Regions from separate parts of the Homo sapiens genome. Here region 1 is linked to region 2. A link is a loop called in an ENCODE intact Hi-C map of the cell type or tissue named here. Cell type or tissue: endothelial cell of umbilical vein. All regions are shown on one strand.

The links. A loop is a pair of places that touch in the nucleus more often than their neighbours do. Peaks named below come from ENCODE experiments on the same cell type or tissue, not always from the same donor. Only the 100,000 strongest peaks of a DNase experiment are listed, where the experiment ranks them.
Region 1: a loop joins it to region 2, with 4 times the contacts of the local background. A loop is called at or near these places in 2 of 110 quality-filtered maps.

What each region holds. Positions count from the first base shown.
Region 1 is chr11:135,023,624-135,031,623 of GRCh38, reverse strand. No RefSeq gene overlaps it. Among named protein-coding and RNA genes, the nearest start is that of LINC02717, 20 kb to the right of the region's middle. In endothelial cell of umbilical vein, no CTCF peak of the experiment used is centred here; no DNase peak of the experiment used is centred here.
Region 2 is chr11:134,946,097-134,954,096 of GRCh38, reverse strand. LINC02697 (long intergenic non-protein coding RNA 2697) reads right to left here and starts at 3,108. Exons shown (of 2, transcript NR_187396.1): 1 at 2,800-3,108. RefSeq lists enhancers at 4,038-5,237, 5,790-6,290, 6,291-6,791. In endothelial cell of umbilical vein, no CTCF peak of the experiment used is centred here; a DNase peak (open chromatin) is centred at 4,876; H3K27ac peaks cover 2,112 bases.

The sequences.
Region 1 (8,000 bases), 78 kb before region 2:
TCAGTTCACCTGCAGATTTTATTTTCTGTCCAAGGCATACATCCAGTAGGGGGGCACTGGGTTCAGGGAAAGATAAGTAGCAGCTCTCACTTGGGCTTGAAGGTCAACACTTCTGTCCTGCCCATTCCTGCTTAGAGAATTTCCTGGCAAATCACAAGGGCCCTGTGAGTGTGAACCATTAATCTTTCTGTGTGTATGATTATGCGAGCTTGTGCAGTCATCTCGGAGGTTATCACCTGCATCGTCTCTCAGGGTTGTTGCCAGATGCAGGAAAGTGACCACACATAAATCACCTTGCATGGATCCAGGATGTGCCTGCCATGCGCTGCATGGGAGCTTCATTCCTGGTCCTTTCCGACAAGACCTTTTATAATATCAGGTGTGACAAACTCCGGAGGCACCAAGCAGGAGGTGCTCCCTCTTCCTGAAAAAGGCTTTCCCGGTCTACCCACATCAGAAAAGACCTCAACTGGCTAATCCAAACCCTCCATGCTGATTTTTAGGGCTATTTTCTCTGGCTTCTTTTCTAGCAAATGGAACACAGCCAGTCTCCTGCACAGACAGTTGCTGATTTTGTGTAGTGTAAGAGACAGTTATTATAAGCATCTGTCAAACTCCACTCCAAACAGAATTCAGGCTGAGTCCATCCATCCAAATGCAGGAAATGAGGCCTCTTCCCATTTCCTGAGCCACTGCACAGGCTGCCCTTGTCACCTTCTGAGACAATTACTGGCCAATGTTCTGAATTGAGTCAATTCCCCATGATGAGCAGAGAAGCAGGAAGGACCGTGGATGCCAGCCCACACGCTGGAGAGATGGGGAAGTGAGATGCCATTTGAACCCCTGCCTGGGGGCCAACACAACACAAGCCCCACCCAGAAAGGAAGTACTCTTGGCCTCCTGAGAGACTCAGCTTAACCCCAGTTGTTTCTCCTTTTCAAGATAAACCTGCTCCGGGAGGCACGTCCACTTCTCAGTTTGGAGCAAATTCAAACCTTGCAGAGAGAGCAGCCATGTGGCCTTTATACTTAAATCCAGATTCTAAGCTGGTTTAATCCCAGCAATCCCAAGAAAAGGCATCTCCCTTTTCCTTTCGCAGCCTTCCTGGTTTGGACGCCCTTTCTGATGCAAAGCCTCAGGCCTTGTTGTGGTAGTGCAGGCCAGACGTAGAGACAATGCCTCCTTGGGAGCCGTTGAACACAGCGCATTGGGGAGGTTTGAAACACTGGCTCACTTAGAGCTCCGTGGGGCTCCACACTCCACTTGGGAAATAAGATGCTCCTCTGCCCTCACAAATATGCGTCCTGTCCCTCATCGTATTTGGTAACTTCCCTTAGTAGTCAGGGCTCTGCAGAGAACCTGGAGAGTAAGTGTCTCTATCTCTCAACATATTTAAGATAGATCGATGATAGATAGAGGACTGACAGATAGATAGATAAGAGATAGATAGGTAATAGATAGATTAGATGATAGGTAGATATGTAGATAGATCTGAGATATATGGATAGATGTAAATGTAGATATAGATATATAGACATATAAATATAAATATAGATAAAGATGTGGGTGCTGGAAAGTGTGAAATCTCTTGACTCTTGCATGATTCTGAAATTATGGGAAAGAGTAAGGAGAAGAATGATCTGAGGAACTCAGTACTATTCCCCAGCTTCGTAGAAAATGGAACAGCCAGGCTGTCCTTGTATGGGTTTAAAATTCCCTGGACACAACAGATTCCCTGGGCCTGCAGCACTTCTCTTACAAGACCTCTGTTTGAACGGGCTCTGCCTCACATAGTCTTCTCTTTTGACTATGAGGCCTTGATGTTACAGGGGTTGGATCTCTACGTGATACCCCAGATGCCTGTGCCACCATCAGCAGTGAGACTAAGCCCCATTGTTACGGCACACGGGTTGGATCTCTACGTGATATCCCAGATGCCTGTGCCACCATCAGCAGTGAGACTAAGCCCCATTGCTACGGCACACGGGTTGGATCTCTACGTGATATCCCAGATGCCTGTGCCACCATCAGCAGTGAGACTATGCCCCATCGTTACGGCACACACAATGCTCTGCACTTCAATAAATGAAACTGTAGGAATTTGATTGGATCTGAGTTTAAATCCCGGCTCTGGTTCTTACTACTTGGGTGACCGTCAGCAAATTCTTCAGCCTTTCTAGAGACTCAGTTTTCTTTGCTCTGTGATGATAGTGGAATTTCTTTAGGCTTGTTGGGAAGAGTTGATATCATATATCATATAAATAATGCCTGATGAAGAGATAACAGATAAGGAGTATTCGGTAAAGCACTATTCTCCCTATGTCACCACTCATAACAAAGTATTTTTAATCTGAAAATACTCAAATCTAAAACTGTTCTTTCCTGCTTTTATTCTCTAGAAAACAGTTAAACTTCAGGAAAATGTGTTGGGCTCTTTGTCCTTGCGATTCAGTTTTGCTCACTACAGTCTGCCGTAAGCAAGTTCTTGTCACTCCTGGGCAGGGCAGTGGAGGAAGGAGCGGCTCTCCATGTTGAAGTGCCCAAATCCTCCACACAGACAGCGACTGCAAGCCCCTCAGAGGGGCACTGCGAGCAGAGCCTCTGGCACTTGCTTCTATTGAGGAAGTTCAGAGACAAGTTTGATGTTTAATTACAGCAAGGATATATTTCTCAGCTAAGCTGATGCGCGACACTGCCTGTTCGTTTCTTTAGTTCTGATACTCATTATATTCATTTCCTTTTTCAGTATCAACCTTCATGTAAATGATTTTATTGTAAAAATGGAAAAAGTTAAGATATAAATAAACTTAACAGATCAAAATATTCCTGATTATATGTACATCAATAGCCAGCCAATCCCTGGGTTACATCCCTTCTAGATGTCATGGCATCTAATATATAAATATATGTATACTATGTTTGTATATATACACACAAGCATGTGCCAGCATGCATAAGCATGCCTGAGCTTCCTGTTTTGTTTTTCCTAGGCCACTGCTTAATGGAATCAGGCAAAATGCTGATTTGGATAGAGACTGTCATAATGCTTTGCAAAAAAAAGATAATGCACTCAGCAAACAGTTTCAACGATATCAGCTATGCTCCTAGAAATGACTTCACATCAGAATAAATATACTTAGAGAAAGGCACACACACGGTCTCAACAATAATTAGGGTTTGATCAGCAGTGGGAGGAAACACTTAAGAAAATGGTGAGATACAGCACACACCACCCCTTTCTGGGGCTCCACTTTTCTCCACTTGGGTGAGATTTCCTACCTGAGACTAGTGCTTCCATTGCACTGGGGGAGGAGAAGAGACAAAAGGGGTTAGCTTCAATTCCATAAAAAACCATGGAAAGAATCAAGAAAAAAGCTGAGGGCATGAAATCTGTGCACTCTAGCTTTGATTTTATGGTGGTGACATAGCTGAAAATAATTGATTTACATTAAAACAAGAAAATTCCTACTCAATTGCTAAAGAAAAAAAGTTAATAGGCCGGGCGCCGTGGCTCACGCCTTTAATCCCAGCACTTTGGGAGGCCGAGACCGGCGGATCACGAGGTCAGGAGATCGAGACCATCCTGGCTAACACAGTGAAACCCCGTCTCTACTAAAAATACAAAAAAAAAAAAAAAATTAGCCGGGCATGGTGGCGGGCGCCTGTAATCCCAGCTACTCGGGAGGCTGAGGCAGGAGAATGGCGTGAACCCGGGAGGCGGAGCTTGCAGTGAGCCGAGATCGCGCCACCGCACTCCAGCCTGGGCGACAGAGCCAGACTCCGTCTCAAAAAAAAAAAAAAAGTTAATAATATTTATTTTTAAAGATCCACTCTTGTTTTAATCTTGTTTTCTCTTTTCTCCAACCTGAGTAAACTCAGTTTTTCTCTCTAGACTTAGATCTTTCTTCACTGAGGTGCTACGTAGCTAGCCCTGCTTGTCGCTGTCCAGTGCTGAAAACGGCTCTCTTCCTGACCCTGGTATGTAATTAAGCAAGAGTTAAATGATTAGCCTTGAAAAATCAGCAAATGAGTCTTGGCTCTTGGAAGCAGTGTTTTTTTCTGCTTCAAAGAGCCTGTTCTCTTTATAACCTATAAATAATCAAGGCAAAAATCATAAAAGTTTAGGCCATCAGCATCACTTAAAATCTTCATAATCAAGGCTGTTAATGAATCACTACACCTGCATTAAAGACAAGAGTACACAAGCTGGTTTCTTACTTAAATACTGCTTCTTATTAGCTCAAGCACATTGAAAATGCATGCAGAGTATCTGCCTTTCTTTTACTTCCTGTAAAGTAAGACATATAAATGGCGTCATTTACCATCCGTCAGAATACTGGAAACCATATCTACAAAATATCTGCTCTGTCACACTTTAAAGGCCTTATAGCTTCAGGAATCTCCTATTCAAATATAAATACTTCTAGAAAAAGAAAAAAATTAAGCTTTAGCAGGCATATACATATTTTCACATGCACACACAACCTGAGGAGGGTTGGTGGCACCCAGCTGAGCTTTAAAGTATTCTTCAGTTAAGTGCTCAGGTGAAAGACCTAAGCAGGGTGCCAGAATAATTAAGGTGAAGGAAGAGTCTAGGAAAATATGATTGATGAGTTCTACAGGCAAATATCCAATTCATTTTTCTTATTTGGAACTTGAAAGTCTATTTGTCTTTCACTCATTCATCCAGCCCAAGTGCAAATCTATGCCTAACCTTGAGATCTGCCCAGGAAAGAATTTTTTGCTACATTTAGCAATGCTATGGGTATGACAGTATCCCAGGAAGGAGGAGGAGGTATTGGTGATGGAGAAGAAGGTAGAGAAAGGTCTCCTCTATATCAGCCTCAGCCACGACCTTGTGCACATTTCTTAGCTAATTATCCTGTCAACTCTATTGGGCTCTCTGAAATGGACTCTTTCCCATTTTAACACCATATCTGAGAAATTTAGTTGCAAGTCCAATTTGCAAATTATGTAATCGGCTCTAGAATTTCAACATACATACAGCTGTAAATTAGGAGGTAGTATTTTCTCAAAATGCATAACCTAGGGATAGGCAGCTGATGGTGTTATTTTAGAGCTAGCTGGTGTGAGTGATGGAGTGATGGTCTTTCTTTGTTCTGTTGGCCTTTGTTTTATGCTTATGACTTTGCCATGAACAACATGGCACGTCCAACTCAAAATTATATCTGTAATCAAAGCAGAAAAATAAAAAAATTTCATTAGTTTCAACTGTTTCTTCTATTTGGAAAGAAAATAAATGTTCTAGACTTCCCCCACAGTAATCACATATAATTAATTAGTCTGAAAAATGACATATCACTACCCCTACTGTCAAAAAGGCTTAGGAAAATAGTATTGAGTTTTCCAGGCCCTATAGTAAAGTAAATAAAAAAAGTGTTTGCGATCGCCTAATTAGTGAGCTAAGTACATTGACTGCCATGGTGATAGAATAGGAATAAAACCTGGTTCATTAAATACAAATTTTATTCTCCCCTACCTCCTTCTCCACCACACACACATACATACTTTCCACTGTAAGATTTCTGGCTTGTTTTCTGAATCCATATCTGCTTTTCTATAAAATATGTATGTTTTCAAAGAAAGGCCATTTTCCATTCCAAGTTGCTTCTATTTTAAAAACAAGCTAAGTCACCTATTCAGGCAAAGCAATGCAAAATAGAAACTCACCACGTCAGGATTTAGGATCCCTTGTTTTTTATCCTGATTTGGTAAGAAATGGAAGATTTTTGCCTTCTCTATACTTCAGATTTAACTGTAAATATAAAGAAGCATTACCTTCTACCTCCTGACACAAGATGCATTTTGTTTGATATATTTATAAATGGATTTAAAACACTGTGTATAAGCTCTATAGACTGGAGTGATACCAATAATATCACTGTCCACTCCTACATACAACATCTGCACATAGCTCCATGACAAAAATCACTTCAACGTGCATAACCTTATTAGAGCCTTTCTTCATCCATTTATATGTTTAGTCTGAGTAGGAAAACATCTTACATTTTCACATCAGGCAACAACACCTCTCACAAAACACGTATTTTTCACACTTTCAATTGAAATCCAAATAGCTTTAAACATCTTGTTTTGTACAGCCCATCACTCATGCAACAGTCTCATTAAGTGTCTCTTAAAGTAATAACTGGCATGATGCTCCCTTCTCTCTTCCATCATCTGCCTCCCTCCAATGGACCCAAAGAGTGGAACAGGTCTGTCACCTGAGTGGAAAAGCTCCAGTGCCTTGAAGATATTGGGGTGCATTTCTGGGAGAAGTGGGCCGGGCTGAGGGATGTTTTCATGAGAATGTCAATGAACAGTTCAAAATAACTGATTCTGAGCAAGACTCATTGTTTGACTCATTGTTTTCTCTGGCTGTGGATGAAGAGAATTTCAATATAGCAATCAGGGCCTCCAGAAAAAATCTGCTGATTAAAAAGCCCAGCTGGACCTCAGCCCTCAGACCAAGGCCTAGAAAACTTTCTGGGGTGAGGAGATCCACAATGAAGGTTAGAGAATAGGTTTTGAACATCTCCGAAAAACTGAGTTTCTTCAGGTTTAGGGGTGGGTCAGAAAGGATGATGGTGCCGAGGACAGAGATGAGAGGCAAAGTATTCATTTGCCCACATAACCATGCCCAGGCTGCTACCTTCTTTGGTTAGAGTGCAGTGTTGGTAAAAATTGGAGACTCTGCATGCTCTGACCTCCCCCTCCTGCTGAAGTGAGGGGCCTTCTGTGTATTCTGCCATTTAGAAATGCTACTTACAAACTTTGATTAAAATGCATGAATGGGGCTGGGCACAGTAGCTCATACTTGTAATTCCAGAACTCTGAGAAGCCAAGGCAGGAGGGTTGCTTGAGGCCAGGTGTTTGACACTAGTGTGGAAAACATAGCAAAATCTCATATCTACAAAAATGTTTTAAAATTATCTGGGCATGGTGGCACACACCTATAGCCCCAGCTACTCAGGAGCCTGAGAGGGGAGGATTGCTAGAGCCCAGGAGTTCAAGGCTCCAGAGAGCTATGATTGTGCCAGGGCATTCCAGCCCAGATAACAGAGAGAGATTTCAATAAAATAACATAAAATAAAATGCATGAATGTATAAACAAATCTGGTTTATTCATATAATGGAATATTATTCAGCCACAAAAAGTAATGAAGTATTTGATACATGCTACAACTTTTCACTTAGCGTAATTTTCATCATGTGTTCATTATTTGAGCCTAATGTGCAGAAAATTAGACCAAAAAAATCAAGTACTGTATTATTTCATTTATCTAAAATATCTAGAACAGTTAAATCTGTACAGAGAACTAATTAGTGGTTGCTGATGTCTGGGAAGGAAGGAAAAATGGAAAGTGAGTATTTAAGGGTAAAGGACTTCTCTTTTAAAAAGACCATGAAAATATTTTGGAACTAGACAAAGGTATGATGGCACAACCTTGCAAATGTGCTAAACATCATTGAATTTAACACTTTAAAATTGTTCTTTATGTAGTATGAATTTTACCTCAGTAAACAAACAACCAATAAAAGCATTAGTGTAATTTACCTCAACGAGGAAACATTGCAGGGCTCTAATCGAATATATAGTTAACCTGACATAGTGGGCAACTTCTACTATGAATTCACTGTGTTTTCCACTGTCTTCTCTGGATCTGGCCTGACGATATGTTCTAGGAGACTTTCTACTTCAAGGCTATGAGACAGGCAGTGGGAGAATAGCATAATGTATTAGGCTGGAGCAAAAGTAATTGTAGCTTTGCCACTACTTTCAATGTGTCAATCTTTAGGCCTGTGTTTGATCTCGGTGTGGCATAAGGCCTAAAACTAAAGCCCTACATGATGTGCTGCCTTGACATTTGGTGAAACCATGGCAGCTTTGAAGATTCTAATGCAGTTCCCGCCCCACTCTGACTCTGTCAATAGGGCCTCCTAGTCAAACAGGCCTCCTTATACAGGGACTAGGCACA
Region 2 (8,000 bases):
ATACTTTGAAAGTGAAATGGTCAAGGCTGAGAGATGTGTTTAAACTGAGTGATAAGACAACGGGTGGTGTGAATGGCAAGTCCCACATTTATGGACTCAAGCAACTGGTTGGGTAGTGGTGCCATTTACTAAGATAACCAAGACTTCAGTGAGAACAGGCTGGTGAGAGAAGGAGGAATTTGGGACACCTTCTCTGGGGGTGCCTGTGAGCTCTTTGAGAGGGTCTACAGGGTGGGCCATCTGAAGAGGGTGGGTCTGGTCTGGAGGTGAGGCTCTGGGCAGTGTTGGCAGGTGGATGATCCAGATGCCACAGCGGGAATGACATCACCCAGGGAAAGTCATGGTGTGGGATGTGGATTCAGGAATGACATCACCCAGGGAAAGGCATGGTGTGGGGTGTGGATTCAGGAATGACATCACCCAGGGAAAGGCATGGTGTGGGGTGTGGATTCAGGAATGACATCACCCAGGGAAAGGCATGGTGTGGGGTGTGGATTCAGGAATGACATCACCCAGGGAAAGGCGTGGTGTGGGGTGTGGATTATGTGCTGTCCTCCTAGAATGTCCTGAAGAGGCCAAGCTTTTCCTTAGAGAGCCTGGTGTCCCCTTTGACTTCCCAACATAATTGTGTGTTATTTAAACACTGCCTCCATCTCCACTCTGGTGGTGACTCTACCCTGCCTCAAACCTCTGAACTGTAGCAGGTCAGGTGGCAGGTCAAGGAAAGGACCTGCCATTTCATTGAGGTAAAATTGACATTTACAACTCTACGTATTTAAAGTGTGAAGCATGATGTTTTATATAGACATACATTGTGAAATGATTACCACAATCAAGCAAATTAACATATCCTTCACCTCACAGGTACTTGTGTGTGTGTGTGTGTGTGTAGTGAAAATACTTGAGATCGACTCTTTCCAAGTTCCACGTGTCAAACACATTATTAACTGGAGTCCCCATGCTGTACACTAGGTCTCCAGAACTGACTCATCTTATACCTGCAAGTTTGTGTCCTTTGACCTTTGACCATCATCTCCCTGTTTCTCCTACCCCCAGCTCTTTGTGGCTTTCATTCTACTCTATTTCAATGATTCCAACTTTTCTAGATTCTACATATAAGTGAGATCATGTAGTATGTGATTTTCTGTGCTTGCTTTATTTCATTTAACATAATGTCTTCTAGGTTTATCTATGTCATTGCAAATGGCAAGATTTTCTTCTTGTTAAGGCTGAAAGATATTTTAGTACGTGTGCCTGTGTGTGTGTGTGTGTGTGTATCACATATTCTTAATCCATTCATCTGCCAACCTATGGAATAAAAGACATCATTTTCAAACCATATATCTGAAAGGGGGTTAATATTTTAAATAAATAAGAAACTCATACAGCTCAGTAGCAAAATAATAAGAGTAATAACCTGATTAAAAATGGGCAAAGGACCTGAATAGACATTTTTCCAAAGAAGACATACAAATGGGCAACAGGTATATGAAAAAGTCCTCAACTAATCATCAGGGAAATGCAAATTAAAGCCGCAAACAGTTATCACCTCGCACCTGTTAGGATGGCAATTATGAAAAAGTCAAAAAAGGTAACCTGTGCTGGTGAGGATGTGAAGAGTGAACCCTTATTCACTGAGGGTGGGAATGTAAATTAGTAGAGCCAGGATGAAAACAGCCTGAAGGTTCCTCAGAAAATGACAACCAGAGCTTCGATATGATCCAGCAGGTCCCACTTCTGGGGACAAACCCACAGGAAAGGAGGTCAGTGGGTAGAAGAGCTGCCTGCCCTCCCATGTCCACTGCAGCACTGCTCACCGTAGCCAAGACAGGGAAACAACCCAAGTGTCCCTCAGCAGAGGCCATTTGTTTTTAAAGCTAACAGGCCACACCTGGCCATAGCATTGTTTTACTTTAAAAAAAAAAAAACCACGTTCTAGGGGGGTGAAATCTGGGTGTACTCCCATCTCACATTAGCATATAGTACTCCACTGCAGAGCATGTGAACGCGGCAGCTCAGGGCAACCCACAATTATTCTATGAAAATGGCTGGCTGAATAACTATACATTTAAGCAAGTCTCAACCCCACTGTGTCTCAACCCCTACTGCCTGTGCTATCGTTAGGAGGAACTGTCCCAAGTCACTCTACCCCGTTTTGCCCAGAACCCTTCTGGTGACAGGCAGCCTCAGTGCCTTCTTCCTCCTTGCTTTCTTCCCTTATAGAGTTCAAATCTCACGTCTGTAGGTTTGTTCAGAACTAACCAGCAAAACTGCACCCAGCTGTGTTCCTAACATCTTCCACGTGCAGCTCTGCGTATCACAAGGAAAGAGATTCCTGAATGTACAACCGAGCCACACCAAGTACAAATCTGCGCACCCTAAAATCTGCCCACTCCCTGTAGTAGCTGCTCCTGCAGCTCTCGCTGTGGGCTCGCATGGCCCCTTCAGCTGTCTAAACAGAAACATTGGCATCCCCAGCTCCACTCCTTTAGCTCCTGCGCAGTGAGAAAGAAAGAGCGAGTCAAACATGAAATCCACTAATATATTAATTCAGCTCAGCAAGCAAAACCCATGAGCACCCAGCTCAGCAGAGCCTGCCAGGCATGACTAATCAGACCCTGGCTGAAGCAACGCTCTCTTCCTCGGTCCTCTCTGGAAGTGTGCTGGTTATGCAGCTTCTTCCTCTGAGCTCAGGAGACTCTGAAAAATGCAGTTTAAAAGGATGTAAATTAGGAAAATGTAAATACCCCTGGCTCCCTCACACAGGACTAGGTTTTGTGGTGGGGGAAGTTGCTTTACCTCATCGAGTCTTGGTTTTCTCATCAGTGATGACTTGCAGAGTTTTGTATGAAGTCCCAGGGCCCTGGCCCCACTACAAGGAGCTTGAATTTAGCAGGTCTGCAGTGGGCCTGGGCAGCTGTATGTTTAAAAGTTGCACAGTGACTGCGATGCTACCCAGCTGAATGGCATCAGCTTAGCTCATGGCTTCTCAGAAGCGATGTGCAGACTCCGATTCAATATCTTCAATGTAGGCTCTGAGGTTCTACATTTCTAACAGCTCCTGGAAGGGCCAGTGCTGCTGGCATGTGGACAACTCTTTGAGTACACAGGTTCCAGGTCTGTGGCTCCCGGTCTCGGCTGCACTTCAGATTGGGCCAGCCCCTCCTGACTGGATAAGATCTTATGGGACTGTTGGTGAGGAATCCCTACCCTAGCCAAGCTGTAGGAGTGTGACTTAAGCTGGCTGATTATCTGGATCCTCTGTGAAAGTTGATCCTAGTGCTCAGTGACTCAAAGACTGTGGAAAGTCAGAGCTCATGAATCCAGATTACAATGACATGCGAGACTGTTCCTGGTGCCCGAGATTCAGTTCCCAGAGCTACTATGGCTTATTAGGTACAGGTACAATTTTCCTTTTGTAAGATGCTCCATATTATTCCAAATATGGCCTTTTTTATTTGTAGAAAAAATATCTTTTTGTCACTGACAATTAAAGAAACATAACTGATATTTCTGTAAGATGTAACATCCCATAATTCTGCTCTCCCTGCATCAACCTGCATGTTCGTGTTATCTTCCTTATGGGGAAGAGGGGATAGCCACCACCTGCCTGGCCCCACACCTCCACCCTCACCTGAAACCCCAGGCCTGGAGAACACACTTGTCACCTCCCCTGCCTTGTGTTTGAGTTTCTCCCTCCGTAAAGAAGCGCTCTAAGGCTGGATGTTGATAAAATGACTCCACTGATGGAGGAAAACTCCTGCCCAGCTGACTCTCACTTCTGGGAAGGACTGGTCATGGTCAAATTGTGAAGGAGCCAAGGCTTAAAGAAGGCATTTCTTTATTCTTTTCTTTCAGTTATTTGTTCAGTTTTCATCTCCAGCCTCCTGGAGCATTTGCCTGATAGGAACCTATTGATGAAACGTGTCCCAAAACCCTTCACCAAAGAACAATTTATCCGTCTAGATCTTCAGTCCCGTCTGCTTTCTAATATGACCAATAGACAATGAAGTGTGTAGTCAGTATTGGCTATTGACACCAACAGCCAATAACAGCTTAATTACTCACTGTTCTGAGGCTGCGTGCTCTGATCCAGAGAAGGATTCCAGCAGTGGGTTTTAGGCACGTTTCCCAGTATCAGTCAGTATCTGGGAGAAACTTAGGACTCTTATTTCTCTCCCCCTTGCTTCCACGTGTCCCATATAGACACTTTATTACTAATCGAGGGTGAGTTGGGTGGCAAGTAATAACACTGCACATCCCACATGCTTTTCTTACAATGTAAGCTTAACGTACCAGCCGTGGAATGATGATGTCTGTCCCCTCTCATTCAGTCTGGCTGGATCTTTGCGACTGCCCTGATTAATGGAGTACAATGAGAAGGACATGATTTTACTCCCAAGGCTAGCATGCGAAAGGTGATATGGCTTCAGCCTGGTTCTCTTGGGATGTTCACTCTTAGAAGAAATTTGAAGAACCCCAAACAGCCACATGGAGAAGCCACAAACAGATATTCTGGCTGGCAGCCCAGCAGAGGTCCCAGCCAGCAGCCAGCATCAACTGCCATGTGAAGAAGTGTGCCTGCAGGGGGGTTCAGACCCCAGCTGCCAAGCTGCCTCCAGCCTCCCGGTCTTCCAAGCTGAGGATGCAGACAGTGTGGAGCAGAGATAAACCACCCTACAATGCTGTTCTCAGATCCCTGGATTGCAGAACCCAAGAGCACTACAAAACAGTTGCTATTTTACATTGCCAAGTTTGGGATTGCTTGTGGCATCAAGGACAGGAAATTCCAAGCTCTTGGTCAATGCTTAGTCATAGTGTCCTGGGTTTGTTTTCAGAGAAAACACATGACAGAGTGGCCCCTTTTCTCTCTTACCTCTCCAGTGACTGCAGCGGGAAGTGCCAAGGGCCAGACAGGCTTTCTCTCGGAAAGTTCTCTCTTCCTAATACAGCAACCAGGCTTGGCTGGTTTTGTGCTGAGCACTGCAGACAAACAGGGTCCCTTGTGCTGTGACTCCATTTCCTCCTGCTATTGTAGGAATTCTCTGGCCTGGTTGATGGAGTCAAGCTTAAGGTCTGGTTGTGAGTGCATAAAAAGGAATATACTGCCCAGCACTTGGTTCTAAGCTCTGAGCTGCCTTATGCATATTCTCATAAATTCTCATGAAGAATTACCTATTGAGTCCAACATAGTTTAATGGAATTCTGTTTGGAGGCTTGGAACCAAAGTCCCAATTAATAATAAAGCGTTACTTTGCTTTCCTTTGCCAGTTTAGCCTATGCATGTATTTTCCTTAGAGAGCCCATGGAGGAGAGAGAGGTGGCTAAAACAAGAAGAGATCTGTGGATGACTGCATCTCCCAGCCAAAAGACCACTCAGATAGCTTCCATGAGGATGACTGCATCTCCTGGCCAAAGACAACTCTGATAGCTTCGATGAGGATGACTGCATCTCTTGGCCAAAGACCACTCTGATAGCTTCCATGAGGATGACTGCATCTCCTGGACAAAGACCACTCTGATAGCTTCCATGAGAGCTCCCTGGGGCATCCATGGAGAAGATATTTTTGAGGGAGAAATCCCCAATGCATCTTGAATCTTGCAGCCCACACAGGGATTTCCTACAAGCAAACCCAGCCTTGAGCTATAAAGACCTGATCACTTTCCTGGGTGAAGACAGCAGACTGACTCAGTTATTCTGTGGATAGGTGACTTGATCAATGAGTTGGCGAGAAATCTAAGATGTGTCTTTCAGGCGCATATCTCAGATTTGTAAAATTATTATTTATTTATTTAATTTTTTTTTTTGGGATAGAGACTCACTCTGTCACCCAGGCTGGAGTGCAGTGGCACGATCTCAGCTCAATACAACCTCCACCTCCCAGGTTCAAATGATTCTCCTGCCTCAGCCTCCTGAGTAGCTAGGATTACAGGTGCCTGCCACCATGCCCAGCTAATCTTTGTATTTTTAGTAGAGACGGGGTTTCACCATATTGGCTGGGCTGGTCTCCAACTCCTGACCTCGGGTGATCCTCCCGCCTCAGCCTCCCAAAGTGCTGGGATTACAGGCTTGAACCACCGTGCCTGGCCTCAGATTTGTAAGATAATTTACACAAGACTCGGTGTCTCTGCATCTCACACTGGTTGTATATTGCATTAAACGGGTGATAATTCTCCCCTAATCAAACTGTGCCCATATGCTGGCAAGGACATTCATGTTATGAAGACAAGAGGTAGCTGAAAAATAAAGAGACAATAGCCACGAGACAGACCCAGAGGTCAGGCAGGGCAGGCTTGCCGTGAGGACACGGCTCATCCCACGGGGCCTGGGAACTGGCGGTCACAGCAGTGCAAGGTCCTGTTCTCTCCTCCGCAGGGACAGACAGGCCACCAGCCTGACAGAGACGGCACTGGGGGCAGCTGCCAGGAACAAGCAGGGATTACACTAGGATTTCTCAAAACCCGTCTCACAGAATACACGTTTTATTAAAAACTACTACATGAAGATTCTGTGTTCAAGTGAGTTTTGGAATGAGGAAGATCTGCAGCCAGTTTCACATGTAGATTTCTCCAAAGGATTTGGCCACAGACATTTAATTCTGGGAAACTTAAAGGCATGCTGATCATCTCAAGGTATTAAAAATAAATTTTTCTGAATGGTGGGATTATAGTTAATTTGCATTTTTCCTTTTGTTTATCTGTGAATCACATATTTTGCATAATGACTATATATTGCTTTTGTGGTGGAGAAAATATTTTAATGCAATGAAAACTCTGGTCTACCTGAGGTCAGGCAGATCTGCAGAACAGTGGACAGAGTGGGAAGGTGGGAATAGAGCGGCTCCTCCCTGCGGAGGAGGAGGGAAACCCAGGCTGGACCCAGGCAGGGTCTGAACCTCCAGTGAAGACATGAGGGACTGGGGTGGGTACAGCACAGTGCAGGGCCTGCTTGCTTTCCTCTCCTCACACCCTGCTTGTATATTCCATTTTCTTTCAGGACAATGAGCTCCAAGCAAGGATGGTGCAGGAAGAGCTCAGGACGGATCTTGCCACCTCCATCTTAGCCAGAGGGTTTTCCTGAGCTCAGGAGCCAAGCTTCTCAGACCCATTCTTGCACACTGCAAATTTCTAATCCATTGCTAAGGGCCACTAATCCCAAACTGAATTTAGAGAAACAAACAGGAATAGATGCTTTTTAAAATACTTACCAACATTCATATTTCTTCTCTGATTTTGAAAAACATAATTAATAATAAAACACTTGGGATCATGCAGCAAAGATACTTTATGGGAATATTTATTATGCAAATAACTAAATTAATTGCATACATTTGCATCCTATTAAGCATTGAAAAGTAAAGCAGCTTTAATAGAATTAAATCTACTTTTACCAAAATGATCTCATCTGGCAGGAAGAGTTAGGGCAAGATTGGTTTGGATTGAGATTTTCCATCCTGCTTAGGAATTCTAAAGTTCTATAGAATGAAAGTTTTTCTTGATAATAATTTTTAAATCATAAAAATGAAAGAAATGTTATTAGAAGTCCTACGATTTCACCACCAACTTCAATGCCCTAATGTGGCTATCCATACTGCTTTTCCAATATCTTCCAAACGTCGATTATGGATTTATATAAGTTTTTTCTACTAAATTATGTCTTACAGACATTATTGAAACAGTATACTTGCTAAACATCTGTGAATTTTGTGTAAGAGTAAGGTCCCAAGATTTTCTAAAGTTTGAAAGACAGTCATGCTCTGGAGTCACCCTCTGGGCTCGATGCGATGGTGCCCAACGAATACCTCCAGCCTGCTGGGGCTGGAGCTCCTGTCTCAGTCTAACCCTGCCCAGTAAGGAGCTGACTCAGCCCACACTGCTCAGGAGGCCCTGGGGCCCTCTGGGCTTGCAGGTATTCCTGCCCTCAGCTGGGGCCAGCCCAGGCTTCGGTGATGCGGTTTCCTCTTCAGAGGGCACTCTCGGGCCTCTCTCAGGACGTCTCC